Regions from separate parts of the Homo sapiens genome. Here region 1 is linked to region 2. The links are chromatin contacts, found by Hi-C or POLR2A ChIA-PET in ENCODE. All regions are on one chromosome and are shown on one strand. Each heading gives the region's core, a stretch centred on a gene start or an enhancer-like site at or near the end of the contact. The rest is flanking DNA. Distances are from core to core; before and after follow the strand shown. Region 1 has its middle 53 kb from the start of EML4. Region 2 overlaps LOC105374531 (a long non-coding RNA gene).

Region 1 (6,756 bases), core at 3,647-6,146, 34 kb after region 2:
TATAATAGGCTTACCCAATTTTATATGGAAGAGCACTTACGCTGTTTCCAGGCATAGAATTCTAAATATGGCAAGGTTATCTGCACAACTCCTGTTTTCAGGCATGCTGACCTCCATTCCTTACAAGCAGATAATGATCCCTTTAAAGTTCTCTGCTCAAGAGAACCGTGCCATAGCAGAAGTAATTCTTCCCCAAGCGTTCAGCTGTCCTGTGTTCTCCAGGGAAAGCCTAGCATTGGGCGTTGGGCATGCTTGCCTCTAAATGGGAAGGCCAGTTCATTCTTAAGCAGATGGAGAGAAAGCATTTGTCATTCTAAATCCGGGAAGTAGCTCAATTCAATTCAATTGCATAATTCTTAAAAACATATTTTGCGCCACTCCTGAAAATGGTATTATAGAAGAAAAGTATGGTTTCTACCTTTAAGAAGATTGCTGACCGGGCTGGGCGCAGTGGCTCATGCCTGTAATCCCAGAACTTTGGGAGGCCGAGGCAGGCAGATCCCCTGAGGTCAGGAGTTAGAGGCTAGCCCGACCAACATGGCAAAACCCCGTCTCTACTAAAAATATAAAAATTAGCTGGGCATGGTGGTGCATGCCTGTAGCCCCAGCTACTCAGGAGACTCAGGCATGAAAATCGCTTGAACCCGAGACACGGAGGTGGTGGTGAGCTGAAATTGCGCCACTGCATTCCAGCCTGGGCGACAGAGCAAGACTCTATCTCAAAAAAAAAAAAAAAAAGAAGAAGAAGAAGATTGCTGGCGGGGTGTTGTGGCTCATACTTGTAATCCTAGCACTTTGGGAGGCCAAGGAAGGAGGATCACTTGAGCCAAAGAAGTCAAGGCTGCAGTGAGCTGTGATCACACCACTCCATGCCAGCCTGGGTGACAGAGTGAAACCCTGTCTCAAAAAGAAAAAAGAAAAGATTGCCATCTTCCTGGGGTGACAAACATAATTTTAAAAGAATCAGGTAGAAACATAGGACTGTATTTATGATGAAACAACTATGACTAAATGCTATGTTTTTCAGATTACACGTGCCTTAGGAAGTGAGAAAAGTATAAGTGCAATGTGGAATTGGGTGGTTGAGAAAACTCCAGAGAGGACCTGGTAGAGCTTGGAGGCAAGGTGGGCAAGGAACATTTCAAGAGGAGGGGACACTACAGCTGAGGCACAGAGGTGAGAAAGCACAGGAAGCAAGAAAGAGGCTCATCTGGCTGCAGCAGAGGGAGAAATAGTAAATTAGATCAGATAACTCATATATTGGGCACGTGTGCAGAGGGCCAAAAAGATGTTTGGCCTTAATTCTATAGGTATTCCCCTTTGCCATAGATGTTACACCAAGAAAGAACACATTGAATCAAGCAAATTTAAGCTGGGTTTTTGTTTTTGTTTTTTGGTGGTGGGGGGGATGATTTATAAGCAGGACTTCCCAAAGCTTTTAATATGCTTATATATGTGGCAGTGTTGAGAGGGGAAGATTTGATATTCCAAGTATTTTTGGCCACAGAACTCTTTTTATCATGGAACATTTCCAGTGTTCCATGAGACACAATTAGGGGCTAGTGAGCCACTGACTTTTGAGTTGGAAAGTGACACATGGGGAAAGCAAAGTTTTGGAAGATTGATCTCACGGTAGAATATAAGGTGAACAGGAGAGAAAAGAGCCTGGATTCAGGCAACACAATCAGATGATTGGATACAGGCTCAAGATTAGGGGGTGGGTTGCACTACACTGGAGCGGAGAATGGAGAGCAAAAGCACTGATTGAATGCACAGTCTTCTGTTGGATCCTGGGATGATACAGAAGTGTCAGAGTTCCTGGGTCTTGTAGGAGTTCCAATGAGCATCAATCAAAAGTTTGATTGTAAGGCACAGAAATCAACTTGGACCAGCTAAAGCAAAAAGACCATTTTTAGGGAAATAGGGATGTGTCACAAAGAACTGCATCTAGGTACTGGAAATCAACAAAAAGTTCCCCATCTGATCTCAGCTTCTCTGTGTGTCTACTACATACACTATCTTTCTCCTCTTTTCTTTCCTCTCTACCCCCTACCTCCCTCCTCTCTCTTTTTTTTTTTTTTTTTGTTTTTTGGTTTTTTTATGTTTGTTTGTTTGCTTTTGGAGACACGGTCTCCCTCTGTCACCCAGGCTGGAGTGCAGTGGCTTAATTACTGCAGCCTCAATCTCCTGGGCTCAAGTGACCCTCCCACCTCAGCCTCCTGAATAGCTGGGACCACAGGTGCAAGCCACAGTGCTCAGCTAATTAAAAAAAATTTTTTTTTCAGAGATGGGGTCTCACTATGTTGTCCAGGCTGGTCTCAAACTCCTAGGCTCAAGCAGTCCTCCCGTTTCAGCCTCAAAAAGTGCTGGGATTACAGGTGTGAGCCATCGCACTCCACCTTCTCTATAGTTACTGAGTTTGCGTGTTACACTGAGTTTACATCTTACATTTCTAGCCATATCAGAAACGACCTCTGCACCTCTCTTTCCCAATTTGAGATTTCTAATAGAAAGAATCTTGTTCACCCAGCTTGGGACTCATTGAGTTATGACCAGTGGGATAGATTTTAGAAGATAAACATGTCTATAGGGACTTACCGTGTGAATTAGTGGGGGAGCCGCTTACCAGGCAGAGGGGTCTGCTGTAAAGTGATACTGTGACTTTAAATTGAAAGTAAGCTTCTAGAAGAGTTGAAGAGGAGTGGATTATTGTTGAATGGATGTATAACTAATGAAGCTTTAAAGGAAGTTTATTAGAAAGTCCATGTCCTTGTCTCTTTCCCAAACTCCTTTAGTTCCCAAGTCCTGAAAGAATCTATGGATAAGGGAAGCAGAATACTATAGTGGTTAAGAGCACATGCTCGAGGTTAAACTGTCTGTATTTTGGATCCTGGCCTTGAGGACTTGGGCAAGTTACGTGACCTGCCTGAGCCTCAGTTTCCTCACCTGTAATATGGGTATCACGAGGAATAAATAAGGTAATATGTGTAAAGTGCTTGGCACAATGCTCTTGATAATGTTAGCAACATAATTTTGTAATGAAAATTAACTGATGGGGCTGAAATGTGCATCAGCAGATCCAAATATCCTTGATAAACTGGCCAAAAGAAAGATGAATTGGCAGAGAGGCAAGTGTTCATCTCAGTTCTCCAGATATCCCTGCAAATGTGGCCTCTGGAGTAGAAGATTTAGGGAGAAAAATAAGCCATGAAGCTCTTCTGGCACCAACATGAACTTCAGGGATCATGGGACATTTGGGCCAGTAACATTCCTCTTTGTTCCTAGAGATTTAATATCTACCTACCAACTAAATGGCCTTGATTTGGAGGAGAGAAGACAAGAAGAGGAATTGCTTTCAGCTGGTCCTTGCCTTTAACTAACCAGGGGTACAAAAATTTTAAAATACAAAGGAGACCATGTGTAAAACATTAGTTAAGCTCAGATATAAATCTAGTCTTTGACCAGTCCAGAGCTAATCAATATGCTTTTCTACTCTCTTTGAACTTTTGAGTTTTCTGGCAACAACAAAAATCCCAAACCTCATCCAAAACCGTAGTCCAGACAGCCCAGTTTCTGCACTCCCTTCCTTGTGTCACATATTGTTGACAGAACTACTCCCGTTACCACATTCATTCCAGTGGTGATTCAAATTCTTCTGCAGAAATGGACTTGAAAGACAGAAAACTGCTCCTGTAATCACTTAATAAGGAATCTTGGATGAGGAATACAGAGCTATGAATATGGATTTACTCTTAGCCTTTATGGATGCCTTTTTCTCAGTTATTTTCACTGAAAATCATGATGAACTGATTTAAATATCAAGGTAAACTGAGATGGAAAATTACCGATAATAAGAGTTTTCTGAAAATATAGATTGGCCTCTTTAAAGCACATCGAGTTTGTTTTGTTTAAATTACAAATTCACATATATTTGAAATGTGTTTAAATGTGTCAGTTTTAGGCAAAACTAAACTATTTGATTCCTTTCCAAAAATCAGGAATTTGCTTTGGAAAAAAACCATGCAGTTTGATTTACAAAGCAGAGCGGGGGGGAAGTAGTGGGTGAGAAAGACCCACCCAAAGGCTGCAGCCAGCTTCCCCAGGAAGATTCATAACCATGCCACAATACTGTCCTTCAATTCGTTCCAACAGATTTTACTATAACTCTAAATCATTAGAAGCAACTGCTGCTATGACTAGTGCTATCTTTGCCTCAAAAAGAGGAAAAATCAGGACATACAATATAATCCCCTCAGGATCTAGGAGAGAAATCAGCCCATTTGTCATAAGAACTGAAAACCTCAGCTAAATAGTATATGAAACATTGGTATTTCATACCTTGACATTACATATTTTTGAAAATAAAGTAAGCATACACACAAGAAGTGGCTAGATGCAGCAGTTATAAAGTGGCTTAAGTTGGGTTAACTAAATATAACCTAGAAAAACCATCTTATCTATTGCAAATTATTTCCAGAAAAAGGTAAGAAAAATCCAACCAACACTTTTTAAACATCCTGAGCTATTCACAGCAAGTGAATCTTTACCCTTACCAGATGTATAAACATTTACATAAGGCAGGAGGTTCAACACTTGGAGAGTGTAATCAAGGCAGTAGTAACGCAGTGCTCCTCTCTTTGACTTGAATGACTTCCTCCCCATTAGGGTCATTATTGTTTTGCAGTGTCCCAGGGATGAAAGGACTTTGAAAGGTCATGTGTCTTGTGACCCAACTAGCAGCATCAGCATCACTGGGGAGAAACTCAAGCAGAAGCTTGAGTCTACTCCACTCTTGCTGACACCAAATCTGCATTTTTACAGGATTCTTGGGTGAGTCACACACATATTCAAGGTTAAAATATGCCACCCTAGGTCTTTCTCCTGCTTCTGAGCAAAACTGGGCACAAGGGACAAACTAGTTTCCTTCAGCCACTTTCAAATCCTTTATAGAGTGTACTGTGTGAGTCACTGAGAGGAAAGAGGAAATAATACTTATTTAGGGAAGTCTTGCATAACTTAACAAAGTTAGTAACTTCTTCAATACACTCAAGTACCTATTTTTGGAAGCCCTACAGGTTAGGTCAAAGTAAAGAGAAGCAAAAAATGGAGTGAGTTCTAGTAAAAAACTCTGACAAAATAAGGGAAGTGTAGAAGCTGAGTCTATGAGGGATGAGAGAAGCAATTTACCAAATTATCAGATCCAAAATCATCTCTGCACTGTAGATGATTTATAGCCCTGGAAGCTTAGAGGCTTGAGTCTCTTGCTGTATTTCATTTCAAATTAGTAATTTTTATCTAGGGCTTCCCTATGGCTTAAAGTGAAGGCCCTGGAATTTCTGAAGTGAAATTATCTGATGATTTTTATGTATGGTCATTCTGTAGTTATCCTGTAAGTTTCATATTTGTAACAAGACTGGAATCCGAACAATAGAAAACTCTGTGGCAGTAAGCCAAAACCTGATGGACTTAGGAGAGTTACGTATGTGTGTTTCAGTGGTCCTCAAATTCAGCTGCCTATTAGAATCACCTGGACTTTGAAAAAAAAAGAGCTTTCTTGAGGTATAACTGACAAATAATAAGACAAACATATTTCAGTATACAATTGGATGAGTTTTGACATGTTATATTCTTGTGAAACCATCACCACAATCAAGCTATTCACCCCCCAAATTTTCGTGCCCCTTTGTTGTCCCACCCTTCTTTCTGCAACCACTGATCTGCTTTCTATCACTATGGATTAATTTGTATTTTCTAGAAGCTTAAATAAGTGAAACCATATGGTGTGCATGTTTTGCAGGGAGAGGGCAGGGGGAGCTGGTTTCTTTCACTCGGTGTAATTGTTCTGAGAGTCATCCGTGTTTGCATGTGTTAATAGTTTATTCTTTTTATCGGTAAGTAGTATCCCATTGTGTGGATGTACCACATGTTGTCTAACCATTCACAACTAAAGGATACTTGGGTTGTTTCTCATTTGGGGCAATTGAAAATAAGCAGTATAAACTGCTATAAACAGTCATGTACAGATATAAGCATGTATGTTTCCATTTTTCAAGGTAAATACCTAGAAGTGGGTATGGTAAGTGTATGTTTAACTTGAAAAGAAACTACCAAAATGTTTCCAAAGTGGTTGTACCATTTTGCTTACCTACCAGAAATGTGTAAGAGTTCTAGTTACTCCACATACTTCCTAGCAGTTGATATTCTCAGTTTTTTTTTTTATTTTAACCGTTCTAATAGCTGTGTAATGGTATTCCATTACAGTACTAATTTAAATTTCCCTAATAACTACTGAGGTTGAAAAAATCTTTCATGGGCATATTTGCCATCCTTGTATCTTCTCTGGTGACGAATCTTTCATGCCTTCTGCTTATATTTTAACCAGGGTTTTGTTTTGCTTTTTCTTAACTGTTGAGTTTTAAGAGTCTATATATACTGCAAACAACTCCTTGGTAAGATATATGATTGGCAAATCCTTTCTCCTAATCTTTTTATTTCCTTAACAATGCCTTTCAAGAACAGAAATTCTTAATTTGATGCAATGCAATTTATTAGTTTTCTTTTTTCTTTTTTTTTTTTTTTTTTTTTTTGAGACGGAGTCTCGCTCTGTCGCCCAGGCTGGAGTGCAGTGGCGCGATCTCGGCTCACTCCAAGCTCCGCCTCCCGGGTTCACGCCATTCTCCTGCCTCAGCCTCCCGAGTAGCTGGGACTACAGGCGCACACCACCACGCCTGGCTAATTTTTGTATTTTTAGTAGAG
Region 2 (7,414 bases), core at 1,736-4,235:
CTACAGGCATGTGCCAACATACCCAGTTAATTTTTGTATTTTTAGTGGAGATGGGGTTTCACCATGTTGGTCAGACTGGTCTCAAACTCCTGACCTCAAATGATTCACCCACCTCGGCCTCCCAAAGAGCTGGGATTACAGGCGTGAGCCACTGCGCCAAGCCTCCCTCCTTGCCTTTTTCACCTAACAATATATCTTAGAGGTTGCTCATAGCATACATACAGATCAGCCTTATTCTTCCTATCAGCTTTAGGAACTGTAATCTATACATCAGGTCCCCTAGTGATGGACACTTAGCTTGTTTCTAGTCTTTTGCTATTACAAACATGCTACAATAAATATATCTGTTAGAAATATAGATATTTTTGTACGTCTGTTATAAAAATGTTAGAAATGAAATTTCTAGGTTAAAGCAAATTTGTATTTAAAATCTTGACCAGCCTGGGCAACATAGCGAGACATCCCAGGAGTTAGAGGATTCAGTGAGATATGATCATACCACAGGACTCCAGCCTGGGCAACAGAGCAAAACCCCGTCTCTTAGAATAAATAAAATAAAATCTTGATAAATATTGCCAAATTGCCCTACAAAATGGTGTTCCAGTTCACTTGTACCAACAATATGTGAGTCTTGGTTTCCTCAACAGTTTTATCAACCTTCCACCAAACATTTTGCTTTTTGCCAATGTGATTTTTATAAAGAATGGTGTTTTGGTGTAGTTTTAATCCTTTTCTTTCTTTCTTTGGGATTTTTGTTTTGTTTTGGATTTATGTTTGAGTCAGAGTTTCATTTTGTCACTGATGCTGGAGTTCAGCAGCGCAATCACTGCTCACTGCAGCTTCAGCTTCCTAAGTAGCTGGTACTACAGGCGTGCACCACCACACCCAGCTAATTTTTTTTATTTTTTGTAGAGACAAGATCTCCCTATGTTGCTCAAGCTAGTCTTGAACTACTGGCCTCAAGCAATCCTTGCCTCCCAAAGTGCTGGGATTACAGGCACGAGTCACCACACCTGTCCTGGATGTCTTGTAGAATAGATGAGTGTGAACAGGAAGTGCTTGAGAGAACAAACTGGTCCCTGGGCTCAAATCCCTACCCAACTGCTTATTAGTTGAGTGACTGTGGGCAATGCACTTAACTTCTCTATGGTTTTGGTTCCTTATCAGTAAAAAGATATCAGAAGAATAACATTTTTCATATAGTTATTGTGAAAATTAAATGTATAAACAAACATAAAGCTCTATATAAGTTATTATTTTTTTCATATGTTTAATGACCATTTGCATTTTTTCCTGTGAACTGTCTATTCATATCCTTTGACCATTTTTCCATTAGCTGTTATTTTTTCTTTCTGCAGTATAAAAGCTCTTTATGTATTTAGGAAATTAATCCTCTGTCATTTGTGTAGCAAATGTTTTCCCCAATCTGTCCTTGTCTTTTCACTTCATTTAAAGCACTTTGCCATGTAGAAATTTTTAATTCTTATGTAATTAAATATATCAAACTTTCCTTTTGTGACTTTTGAACTTTGTGCTTTAGAAACCTCACTTCTTGAGGTATGAATGAAGAGAAACCAGAACTACTTCCTGTTTTCACTCCCTGCCTTTCCTTCCCTGGCTTTCTCCCCATCCTGTGGATGAGTCAAGGTTACCTCCCAATCCCACCTCAGTGGTTTTTCCACACTGGATCTCTCCCCACCTCCATCTCAGGCCCCTCAAGAGTAGCACCAATGAGGCCACTTCCCTGCTCAAGAATGTTCAATAACTCCCCATCACCTACTGGACTAAGAACAAGCTTCTCATTAGAGGCATCTTCCTAGATGACACCAACTTACTTTGCAGGCTGGTGATTCCCCTAAATGTCCCCTGTCTTCCAGTCCAACTCTACTTTTCAATGTTCACTTCATCTTTCCCACCTCCCTGACCTTCATCACACTATTTCATCTACCTGCAAAGGCTCCTGCCCATGTCTGCCCATTAAAATTCTCATCGTTGAAGACTCATCCCAAATAGCCCTTTTCCATGAAGCATCCACTGGTCCCCACCAATCAGATATGAGCTCTTCTTTCCTTGCATCTTCAAAAAAACCTTGTTTGTTCTTTTCCCAAGACATGCATCTCAATCTGCCTTAAATAATAGGCTATGGTGTGTCCCCCCTGCTTACAAGAACTCCATGAAAAATGTGAGCTGTGTTTCAGTTACCTCTGCATCTGTCACAGCACCATATCCTTTTGGTGAAGTATAGTAGACACAGGCCATCAGATCAAATGGGAGAGGGGAATATGAGGGAGTTACTGTTCTTTTACTAAACCATCACATCCAGACAGCTGGGCTGGAGGCTGCAGGAGATGCCTACTGAGCCAGTTTCTTCTGCTATGTCAGACAGTGGATATTGGTTACCCTTCTTTCAGTTGCAAGTGAAAGAATACCCAATCCTTAAATAAAAGAAGATTTGGGCGGATTCTGGGGCTCCAATGTTGTCACCTGGAGCTGGTCTCTCTCCAGCCTTTGGCTTCACTTCCTGTGTATTGGTATTGGTTTTGTTGTCAGACATGCTCTCCCATGCAGGCAGATGGCAGCAACAGCTCTAGCAGTCATTCATCCTTCCACATCATCCCCAATTCCAGTCCAGCGAGAAAGAGCATTTCCCTCTCTCCCAGCAGCTCCAGCAAAGGTTTTTCCGCCTTTTGCAAGCTTTTATTGGGTTAGATATCCAACCTTTACTAAGATCACAGGAATGTACTGTTCTGATTGGTCAGGCCTGAGCCCAGATCCAAGAGTTGAGTAGACTCTGTAAGCACATGGGTGCAGTGTGCAACCCGGAATAATTCTACAAAAGGAAATTGATGTAATGTTAGCAAAAGAAGGAAGAACAGATGCTTGTTAACCAAAAACACCAAATATCTACCGCACAAAATGGAGAACATTGCTGCTCTCCTGAAAGACGGAGATGGGCCTGAAGCACCAACTCTGAGCTATTTTGCTCCTTCCTGCTGCTCTCCTCTGCCCTGGAGGCAATGCTTCTAGCTTCCAAACACAACATGGTCCCCCAAGGTTTGTGGCTCAGCCACAGGACCAGTGTGAACAGATCCTAACCAAACCCCAGACCAGGCGATGGCTGGTGTGGTCCAGCTGACTCCAAGTTGTTAGAACCATGAGTCCCAGCCTGAGTCCCAAGAGTTGCAGGATTGTTTATCTTTGTTGGGGAAAAACTGTAGCCAGAGCCATAAATCACTGCCCAGCTGGATGGCCTCGCTGAAATGTTTGTTTAAACAATGAAATCTCCTGACGGACTGAAAATATAGGATGGATCACCCTGTCCTTCTCAGGCCCAGTCTTGCAGGCTGGAGCCCAGGGCATAGAGAGTGACTCAGAATTGGCTCCCCTCCCCCACTCTCCACCCCTCCCACCCCCAATATCAGCCCCAAAGAATGAAGCCACGGCATAGCTAATCCGAAACAGCAGATAATGCGAAAGCCATGTCTATCAATCTTTGAAATGCAGTCTCTGGAATGGTTCGCATTGGACGTGCCTTCCTGATGGAAGTAGCATTGCTTGGCTAATATGAACAAGAGGATGTGGAAGGGGCAGCCTCTGAAAGAACACTGCATGGAGCACCGTGGGGAGATCTGGCTCTGCCCTGACCACTGTTGGGTGTGGGCAAGTGACTTCCACTCTCTGGGCCTTGGTTTCCTCCCTTGTTAGATGAAGGAGTTAGACTTGGTCTTTGTGCTTCCTTTCAGCCCTTGCCTGCTAAGTGAGGTGGCTGTGCTTTTATATGCCCCAAAGAAAGACCAGATAAACAGGAGCAGGCAGGGGAAGAAGATGGGGAAGAAGAATAAGGAGGAGGGTTGTTGAATTAGATGAATTCCCACTTAGGGAGGCCAAGGCAGGCAGATCGCTTGAGGTTAGGAGTTTGAGACTAGCCTGGCCAACATGGTGAAACCTCGTCTCTACTAAAAATACAAAAATGAGCCAGGCATGGTGGCAGGCACCTGTAATCCCAGCTACTCGATAGGCTGAGGCTCGAGAATTCTCTTGAACCCAGGAAACAGAGGTTGCAGTGAGCTGAGATTGCATCACTGCACTGCAGCCTGTGTGACAGAGTGAGACTCTGTCTAAAAAAACAAACAAACAAAAAAAGAATTAGATGATGCCCTTGCAGTCTCTTCCTGCCCTAGGATGTCTTCTTCTGAGTTCTCTGGCCCTTCAGAGAAGGAGAGAGGGGAAGCTGCTTACTAAAGGCCCCATTGGCAGGCCCATAATCAGGAGCCTGGTACACTCCAAGGAGGTCACAAAGAGTGTTCCACTGATTCTGGGATGGGGGTGACATGGACCAAGTCAGACCTCAGGACGGGCCACTGCCCAGGCAGGACCTAGCTTCTGGGAGCCTATCTAGGCTGATGGAGATCAATGAGGGGAAGGGAGGATCCAGAGGTACACAATCTTCTTCTCAGGAATTTCCTACAGGAAAAAGGGCAGCAGAGACCTGACCCTTTCCAGTGTGGGGGCTGTGACCTTGGCTGTGCCATAGGAGCCATGACAGGCCTGAGATAGAGTATGTGAGCTGGGGTATTGACAGGTCCTGTCATTGGTTTGCCAAGTATTTTCAAGAACATATGACCTGTCACGTACAGTGGGAGGCACAGGGAATGCAAAGGTGAATAAGACCAGGGTTCTGTGAGAGTTTGCAGTGGGATATTCCAATGGGGCGAGCCATGGGATTTGCAACAGGGATTGCAGAGGAGATTGGGAAAGGATCGTAAAGGCATTTGTTAAAAGTTCCAGGAATGAGGTGTGAAGGACGGCATGTGGTCTTTAATTAAGACCTGCAGTGGAGGCTATGATGGGATTGCCTGTTGGGGATATAATGGGATGTTTTGGGGTTGGTCCAGCAGCCGTAAAATGGGAATATAATGGGAGTGTGTTGGTAGATATAACAAAGTATGTGTGGGGTGGGGGTCGATAGGATAATCCATTGACAGAGCAGCCTTTCCTGACAGCTCAGATGAGATCAGATTCTTCCTGTTGATATGGTCTCATAGTATCATATTTATCATCTATTACACTTCCCACAATTGAAATGAGTCCATTGTTTTGTACTTATTTGCTTAATGTCTATCTCCTTTACTAGGCTGTAAAAGCTGTCGGGGCTGTTGCCATGGAGGGAGGCATGGGTGTTGCTCACTACTGTACCCCATTCTCCTCCCCGCCCCAACACACAGCCCAGGACTGGGCACATAGGAAGCTCTCAATCAATAATCACTCATGGAAAGAATGGATGGAGACAGGATCTAGAACTAGCTTAGCTCCATGATCATCAAGGTGGTCAAGCCCCCTCCCCAAATCCAGACCCAAATCCTGCAGGGTTGCTCAATGTCCTCAGAATAAGTAACGGTTTTGTTATTGAATCTGGAGACTTTGGTTTCATTTGAAGGGAGGTGTTGCCATCTGGTGCCAAATTGGAGAAATACACTGAGAGAAAGTTCCTTCTGCTCCAGTTCTAGCAGCCTCCACTGACTACCCGCCCGGTGACCGTCAGCCAGCCTTCAGCCCCAGCTGCACAGAAATCAGTCCCATCTTCTCCCACTGCCTCGGGAAGTCAGGCAGCAAGAGTTCAGAAAACAGAGACCATGCAGGCCCTGTGCTGGACTACCCCTTCATCAGTCCCTCCAGTCAGCTCTCAGGTCATCATGGGCGCACCCTCACTCCTTCCTAACTTTGAACCCAAATGCTCATCCTGAAAAGCAGCAGCCCAGTGTGGGAGCAGGAGCCACAAATGAAGCTTTGATTCCACAATTAACATATGAGAAATTTCTCATCATCCGAGATTTTATTTTGGTCAATCCAGTTGACCCGCTCTGGATGGTGGGCACTGATGGAGATTTTGGAGACAAAAGACTTGTTTCTATATCATATCCTGTCATTGGCAGATGAGTATATTCCCCAGAAGTTAACTTTTTCCTCCTCTTTCTCTCCTCTGTCCTTGCCTTGAAAGCAAACACCGCTTGGCTCACACGACAATGGGGCCCAGACTTTTTTCAAGTCCAACATTGAAATCAAGCTTACAAAACAGAGAAAATGGAGATTTAATCTGCAATATAAAAGGATGAATTGCTTTACAATGTGAGTCACTACAGTTTCACTGATTCAACAAATATTTGTTATGCTCCTACTGTGTGCCAGGCATCTTTCTAGCCACAAGGAAATCAGCAGTGAATAAAACTCCAGCTCAAAGGGGTCTACATTCCAATGGAGCATCTCTCACCATGGAGCTCCTTATCCTGTGTCCTCTCCTGAAAGCAGGAGCAGCATCAGCACCCTCCTCACTACCTCACCTAGCAATATGCATATGACATCTTAACAAGAGGACTGAACATTGAAAGGACGGCTTCACAGGAACACAGCTGCTCTATAAATGGAGTGTATATTTAAATTGTCTTTATATTTTATGGAACATGTTTTATTTGCATTATGTCACTTGGGTGGGGGACAGTGGCAGTGCCCCAAGGCCATCTCATAGAAGCATGCCAGCTGAGTACAAACACTGCATTCACTAAGCAAACCCAGATGCATGGCAGCTGCCTTGTTACTCCCCAGTCAGACCCCTAACACATTTTTTTAACTTATTGTCAAAAGAAAAACTTTTGACAAATTAAATTTAACAGAACTTATTTTAGCAAAGAACAATTCATTAATCAGGCAGCACTCAGAACCAGAAGAGGTTCAGAGAGCTCCCTTTGTAATGTGGGCAGTGAGTACTTTAGAACAGGGAAGTAACTTAAAAAAATAGCTTGATTAATTACAGCTAGGCATTTGCTTTATTTGGACGTGGTCTGGTCAGCTGTCAACCTATGATAGGCTGAAGTTCAGCTGCTTGTGACTCGCTGAAACCCAGCTATCTGTTAGAAAAAGTATAGTAGTTAGATTTTAGTACCTACTAAGTTAGGTCACAGATCATTACATAGAAACTCAATGTACAAAGACAGGGTCCAGGGCCAGGCACAGTGGCTCATGCCTGTAATCCCAGCACTTTGGAAGGCCAATGTGGGCGGATCGCTTGAGGTCAGGAGTTAGAGACCAGCCTGGCCAACATAGCAAAACCCTGTCTCTACTAACAATACAAAAATTAGCCAAGCATGGTGGCACGCACCTGTAATTCCATAAAACAAAAATTAGCTGGGCATGGTGGTGTGCACCTGTAGTCTTGGCTACTTGGGAGGCTGAAGCGCGAGAATCGTTTGAACTCGGGAGACGGAGTTTGCAGTGAGCTGAGATCACGCCACTGCATACTACAGCCTGGGTGATGGAGTGAGACTCCGTCTCAAAAAAAAAAAGAAGAAAAAAAAAAGACAGGCTCTAGGCCAAACTTAATTTAACACTATCAAATTAGAAAATATATTTTTGCCTATGA

The links. A loop is a pair of places that touch in the nucleus more often than their neighbours do. ChIA-PET counts read pairs that join two places held with the same protein, here RNA polymerase II (POLR2A). Pooled maps may share reads with other maps.
Region 1: a loop to region 2 is called in a map of endothelial cell of hepatic sinusoid, with 3 times the contacts of the local background. The contact joins two enhancer-like sites. A Hi-C loop is called at or near these places in 2 of 168 maps with a recorded cell type or tissue (CD14-positive monocyte and endothelial cell of hepatic sinusoid), 2 of 37 single-sample maps with no recorded cell type and 2 of 50 pooled maps. POLR2A ChIA-PET finds 5 or more read pairs at or near these places in 7 of 52 experiments (CD4-positive, alpha-beta T cell, HepG2, OCI-LY7 and 3 more).

What each region holds. Positions count from the first base shown.
Region 1 is chr2:42,113,440-42,120,195 of GRCh38, forward strand. No RefSeq gene overlaps it. Among named protein-coding and RNA genes, the nearest start is that of EML4, 53 kb to the right of the region's middle. Within about 2 kb of position 4,897, at least 12 of the 41 ENCODE cell types and tissues checked have a DNase peak (open chromatin) inside an H3K27ac peak, as active enhancers do.
Region 2 is chr2:42,081,191-42,088,604 of GRCh38, forward strand. LOC105374531 (a long non-coding RNA gene) reads right to left here. Exons shown (of 2, transcript XR_940001.1): 2 at 2,284-2,830. Among named protein-coding and RNA genes, the nearest start is that of PKDCC, 37 kb to the left of the region's middle. RefSeq lists an enhancer at 5,360-5,419. Within about 2 kb of position 2,986, at least 6 of the 41 ENCODE cell types and tissues checked have a DNase peak (open chromatin) inside an H3K27ac peak, as active enhancers do.